2 separate regions of the Homo sapiens genome follow, and region 1 is linked to region 2. The links are chromatin loops, found by intact Hi-C in ENCODE. Cell type or tissue: CD14-positive monocyte. All regions are shown on one strand. Links, peaks and the distances in the headings refer to the core of each region. The heading gives the core; the rest is flanking DNA.

What was found. A loop is a pair of places that touch in the nucleus more often than their neighbours do. Peaks named below come from ENCODE experiments on the same cell type or tissue, not always from the same donor. Only the 100,000 strongest peaks of a DNase experiment are listed, where the experiment ranks them.
Region 1: a loop joins it to region 2, with 3 times the contacts of the local background. A loop is called at or near these places in 88 of 110 quality-filtered maps.

Annotation. Positions count from the first base shown.
Region 1 is chr3:194,476,004-194,478,913 of GRCh38, forward strand. The region is part of intron 2 of ATP13A3 (ATPase 13A3); the gene reads right to left. Among named protein-coding and RNA genes, the nearest start is that of ATP13A3, 9.5 kb to the right of the region's middle. In CD14-positive monocyte, for the core only: no CTCF peak of the experiment used is centred there; no DNase peak of the experiment used is centred there; H3K27ac peaks cover 222 bases.
Region 2 is chr3:194,572,860-194,575,769 of GRCh38, forward strand. No RefSeq gene overlaps it. Among named protein-coding and RNA genes, the nearest start is that of TMEM44-AS1, 10 kb to the right of the region's middle. RefSeq lists enhancers at 1-504, 821-990. In CD14-positive monocyte, for the core only: a CTCF peak has its summit at 1,127; DNase peaks (open chromatin) are centred at 552, 1,102 and 2,462; H3K27ac peaks cover 568 bases; H3K27me3 peaks cover 553 bases.

The sequences.
Region 1 (2,910 bases), core at 263-2,762, 97 kb before region 2:
TTTCAAGGAACAAAATTCATTTAAAAACCAATTCTTACTCCACATGTACTTGAAATGCATTTCTCCATAAGGAAAATAGTGTCTAGATTCCTAAGATAGCCCACAAATGCCCATTTTACCTCTTACAACTCTGCTGAGCTGCAGTTCACATTACACTAGCCTGGGTTGCTGGGCAGGTAGCCAGGTTACCAAGCCTCCATTTCCTCTGCCCGCTTCTTAATTTTCCTATTAATATTCCTCAGGCTCTTCTCTTTGTAACAATCTCATCAGGGGTGGCACTACTGGACCATCGCGATGGCAACTACCAATTCACATTTTCAGCACTAATCTCTCATGTGCTTCAGACCCACAGATTCAACTACATGTTTGCAGACAGCTAACACTCAATAGGTTCATTTTCTCTTTCTTCCAAAAAATCTGCCCCACCACCCAGCCACCACCAATTCCCCCTACTCCTTTAATGAGTATGAGTTGCCTAAAAAGCCAAGCCAGGAATTTAGAAGTCACCTTCGAACTCTTCCTATCTCACACCTACATCCAACCGGCCACTCATCTTTTGACTACCCTTCTCAAATCCACCTCACCATGCCTATCTCCATCAGCTTTGCCTTGATTCAGGTCCTGAGCCCTCGTCTCCCTCATTCAAGTCTGTATGCAGCCAGATATGACCATTTCCCTCTCTACATAAAACTTCAGTAGCTTCCCGTTGTCTGTAGTAGCAATTCCCAAACTGGTAAAAGAGTACCTTCAAAGTAAGTTGTTGTTTTTTTTTTTTTTCAAAACAATTAAATTGAACTAGATTAAATAATATTAAGCAGGCCTCTCACTAGCAAAGTTTTGAAGTCTTACAACGCACAACATGATGTATTTCCCTGCCATGAGGAACTGGGGCGGAAGGGAGCCTCAACTGGGTTCCAAGGTCAAAGTCAAAACTGATTGCAAGACATGTAAGATCCTACAGACTCTGGCCCCGCCTAGTTGTCAACACCATCTGCCATTCATCAGTGGTTATCACTCGCCCCTTACAAACCTTACATGTCATTCATTTAGAACACAATCTGTAGTTCTTCAAAGAGCCCTACTGTTCCCTGACTCCACTTCTTTATATAGAATATTCCTTCTGCCAAGAATGCCCTTCTCTTAGTCTGGCTAAAGAGCTCCTACTTGCTCTTCCAGGACCAGCTCAAGCTACTAAGCTTTGATTGTCCCTTCCATCTCCTAGCAGAGGACTGCCCCCACCTTTCTCCCACCTCTGCAGGTATCAGAGCACTTTTCCAACAACGTTGAACTTATAGACTAAAAACCTTAAAGGCTGGGAACCAGGCAAGCATCCAGCAGTGCAGCTGAATAAAGGAGACAGGGCAAGACTGGGTGAAGGAGGGGTGGAATCCCTCTTCTTTTTGTGGGCAAAATTTGACAACAAAGTAATTTTGTCTTTGGCATGCTCCCGCATCTCATCCCTATTCCCCTTTCCCAGCTCTCCCAATATCCTGTGTTCCCAGGTCCCTTAGTGACCTCATGGAACTCTACACAACCTCCACCACAGCACTATGTTCTTCAGATCAACCCTTCCTCTTCCTCTTAATCAGGATCCTTCTGTTCAGAAGTTAACACATAAATTAGTGACAGCTTCTCATAGCTGTTAACCTAAGATGAATCACTAAGAAACAAAATTTTAAAAGAAGTATGGAGAGGATATGGGGAGTGGACACTCTATCGCACAGAAAGACTGGCCCAGAAGCATCTAGGAGTCTCTTCCTGACTGGGCCCCCCAGAAGTGTTTCCACCTCACTTCATCCACTCCTACAGATTAGCTGCAGTGAGTGCTACAGGTAGAGACAGAGCTGGGGCAGACACTACCATCCTACAGATCATCCATTCTTCTTGGGTTGAATACCTCTGTGTCTTTGTTTTAGTTTGAGACCACTTATGGTTAATTCTTCAGCAGACAGAAAGTTCTCACCAACATGTTCACCAATGAACTTAAAACAGTGTCTTCACTCTAGCCAAGCAGTTCCCTGAAATCTAACCCCAAACTACTGCTTGACTAGAAAAAGGTAAATTAAATCAGAAAACCAAGATGTTGTCAAGTATCCTAATTTTTCAGATAAATCTGTAAATATTAAATTAGCATTCTAGCAATAATCATTCTGGTTTATTGCCAATTTGATTTCATAAAAACTCATTTGTTAGAATGGTATTGCCTACCATGTGCCAACTAGTGGTCTAAATGCTGGAGGTTACAAGATTAAATTTCTAACCTTAAGGAACCACATCTAGTAGGCTAGACAAATAAGTAAGCAAACAAATATCAAACAAAATGGTGACCAATGGCACCAGGGAGAAAGAGAGAACCAAGAACAGAAAAGACTTCAAAAAAGAACTATCTCTTGATCTAAGACCAGAAGGATGTAAACTTGATCAAGCAAACAAGCAGTAAGAGGAAAAATGTTAGGGAGAAAATAGAGAGATGAAACCCAAGCAGGGGAACTGCCACATGCAGAGGTACTATAGTGAGAGATCCTAAAAAATGCCAGGAAAACAAGTTATTTAAACTGACTGGTGCACGGGGTGATAGCCTTTGAGGAATAATTACAAATGGAGGTTTAGAAGGATAGGACAGGATCAGATTATAAGGAAGGGTCTTGTTAGACATGATAAACAATACAGATTATCTTGTAGGTGATGGAGATTCTGAACTTTTGTCACCTGAAAGAGATCCTAGGCCAGGCCAAGGAGCCATATTCCTGAAGAATACAACGTGAATGGTATCCTCTGGACTTGTGCAATGCAACAGCACAGTGTTTACCTGCTGGACTGTGTATGTGTAAGAGAGAAGAACTCATTCATCGATGTCTCCCCAGCATCCAGCCCTGTGTTTGGCATGTACAGGAACTAAAACACTATTAA
Region 2 (2,910 bases), core at 101-2,600:
CAATTAACTTTGACAATTTTGTTTTTTTCCAGCTTCTGATGACAATTCCCTCACATCTGAGCCCCTCTGAGATGCTGCCCTTGCTTCTTATAACTCCCTGCCTAGGCATGATGTGCAGGCAGCCCTTCGCCCACCTTGCCCACACCCTCCCCGCCCAGGGTTCCTCACCATGCATCTCACTGCGATCTGGGATCCCTCCCACTCCTCCACCTCCATCCCACTGAATCAGCGTCGCCGATCAGGAGCTGAGACCTGAGAAGCTGTATAAGAAGCAGACCACTCCCGCGATTCTGCTGCCCACTGAACTGGAGAATCATTGAGTCGGCTGATCTCTAACCACCGACTCAGAGCCTGCGTTCTAGAATCGAAATGTTCCCAGGGAAGGCAGCCTCAAGGGAATCAACGGACAGCCTCCCACTTGTGCAGGGGTTTTAATAACCATTAGGTCTCAGTCTTCCTACCTCAGTGATTCTCTTCCTTGGCTGCATGTTGGAATCATGCCTGGGGTTTTTTAAAGTTACACATAATATGGTTCCCAGCAGAGATGAGACATACGGGCTTTCCCCACCCCGCTTCTCTAAGAAGCAAAAAATGGCCTTGGAATCCCAGGCAGTGGTACCACCGGAAGTGTAATGTTGACACCTGGTAAGGAAATCTCCCAACTAAGTCACCTGGAGGCACAGAGGGCAGCCATCTGAACAGAGTGGGGACTGGGGATCCCAGGACTTACTGTGGTAATTTCCTTTAGAAGAATCGCTTCAGTGTTGGAGAAAGGGGTGCTCTCAGACGCTTAGGCTCCAAGGCGGCCAAACAAATGCTGCAGACCCTGGGGTGGATCTCTGGGGAAGAGCGGGCAAGAGCGTGGAGGTCCTGGCTCCCTGTGCTGGTGAGGCTGGAACGGGGTCTGACACAGCATCCCACAGCCAGCTGGTGTCCCACGAGGAGGCTGTATAGGTGAACTTAGGAGTCCAAGTAGGGATTCCTTGGCCAGGATTAGCAAGAGGGAGGGGAAGGTGGTCTCTTCTTGAAGAGGCACAGCTGCCCTGCGAGGCTGCTAGGAGCAGCTGGAGGGTACAAGCTAAGGATGGGGCAGGACCAGTGACTGACAGTGACACCATGAGGCAGTGAGCGGTCACAGCAGAGGTAACCGTAACTGCTAATAATGATTTGGTGTTGTTTGCCCAGCATTGATCAATGTGCCTTACACTTATTAATTCACCCGATAACAGTTCTGTGAGGAAGTCATTATCACCCCCACTGTAGAGAGAAGGAAATGGAGGCATGAAGGCTACACAATTAGAGTGGCTGCCAGTCTGTGAACCCAGGCAGTCTGGCTCTGGAGCCCACACCCCTACCCAGGAGGCCTTGCTGCCTTCATGGCAATAGCCTTCATTTATTGAGCACTTACTATGTGCTGTCACAGCCTCTGTGCTCTTTCAGCCTTCACCGCAATCTTCTGAGGTGGGGCATACTTTTCTTCTCATTTCACAGATAAGGAAAGTGAGGCGCAGGAAAGAAAAATAGGCAACTGCTTACCATCCATTCTCTCCCCTCTGGGAGTGGAAGCCAGACTAATTCCACGGCAGCTCCTTTGTTTTTTTTTTTTTTTGGAGACAGAGTCTCGCTCTGTCGCCTAGGCTGGAGTGCAGTGGCACGATCTCGGCTCACTACAACCTCCACCTCCCAGGTTCAAGGGATTCTCCTGCCTCAGCCTCTCGAGTAGCTGGGATTACAGGTGCCTGCCACCACGCCCAGCTAAATTTTGTATTTTTAGTAGAGATGGGGGTCACCGTGTTGTCCAGGCTGGTCATGAACTCCTGACCTCAGGTGATCCACCCTGCTCAGCCTCCCAAAGTGCCGGGATTACAGGTGTGAGTCACTGTGCCCAACCAGCTCCTTCACTTTTTAGAACTCAATAAGCCTTTAGGGTTCTCAGAAAACTCAGGGTAGGTGGAAGCTTCAACAGGGGATTCTGGGCATCCTGCAATACAACGTTTGCCCTCTTGAGTGCAGAACTGGAAAAACAAAGATTATAGGACATTCTTTCTCCCTCTAAATTTGTGAAAGCAAATCATACCAATTATAGGGGCCTCATCCCAGATCCATTTAATCAGAATACATGAAGAGTGGGGCCAGGAAATCTGAATTAAATCAAAACCAAAAACAAACCACAGGTGATTCTGGTGCACAACTGGGGTTGAAAATCACTGCGTTATCTCACGGTCATATGCATGGCCCCAGTGAGCAGTCAGCACTGTTTCACCTTGCCCGCTGCCTAGACACAGCCTATTTATCAAGACAGGGGAACTGCAGTAGAGAAAGAGTAATCCATGCAGAGCCGGCCGTGTGGGAGACCGAAGCTGTATTATTACTCAAATCAGTCTCCCCGAGCATTCGGGGAGCAGAGTTTTTAAGGACAGCTTGGTGGGTGTGGAGAGCCAGTGAGCCGGGAGTGCTGATTGATCAGGGATGATATCACAGGGAGTCAGCTGTCTTCTTGCGCTGAGTCAGTTCCTGGGTCGGGGCCACAAGATCAGATGAGCCAGTTTATCCATCTGGGTGGTGCCAGCTGATCCATCAAGTGTGGAGTCTGCAAAATATCCCAAGCGCTGATCTTAGGAGCAGTGTAGGGAGGGTCAGAATCTTGTAGCCTCCAGCTGCATGGCTCCTAAACCATCATTTCTAATCTCTTGGCTAATTCGTTTGTCCTACAAAGACAGTCTAGACCCCAGGCAAGAAGGAGGTTTGTTTTGGGAAAGAGCAGCTGTCGTCTTTGCTTTAAAGTAGAAACTAAGTTTCTCCCAAAGTTAGTTCACCTTCGCCCAGGAATGAACAAGGACAGCTTGGAGGTTAGAAGCAAGATGGAGTTGGTTAGGTCAAGTCTCTTTCACTGTCTCGCTTACAGTTTTG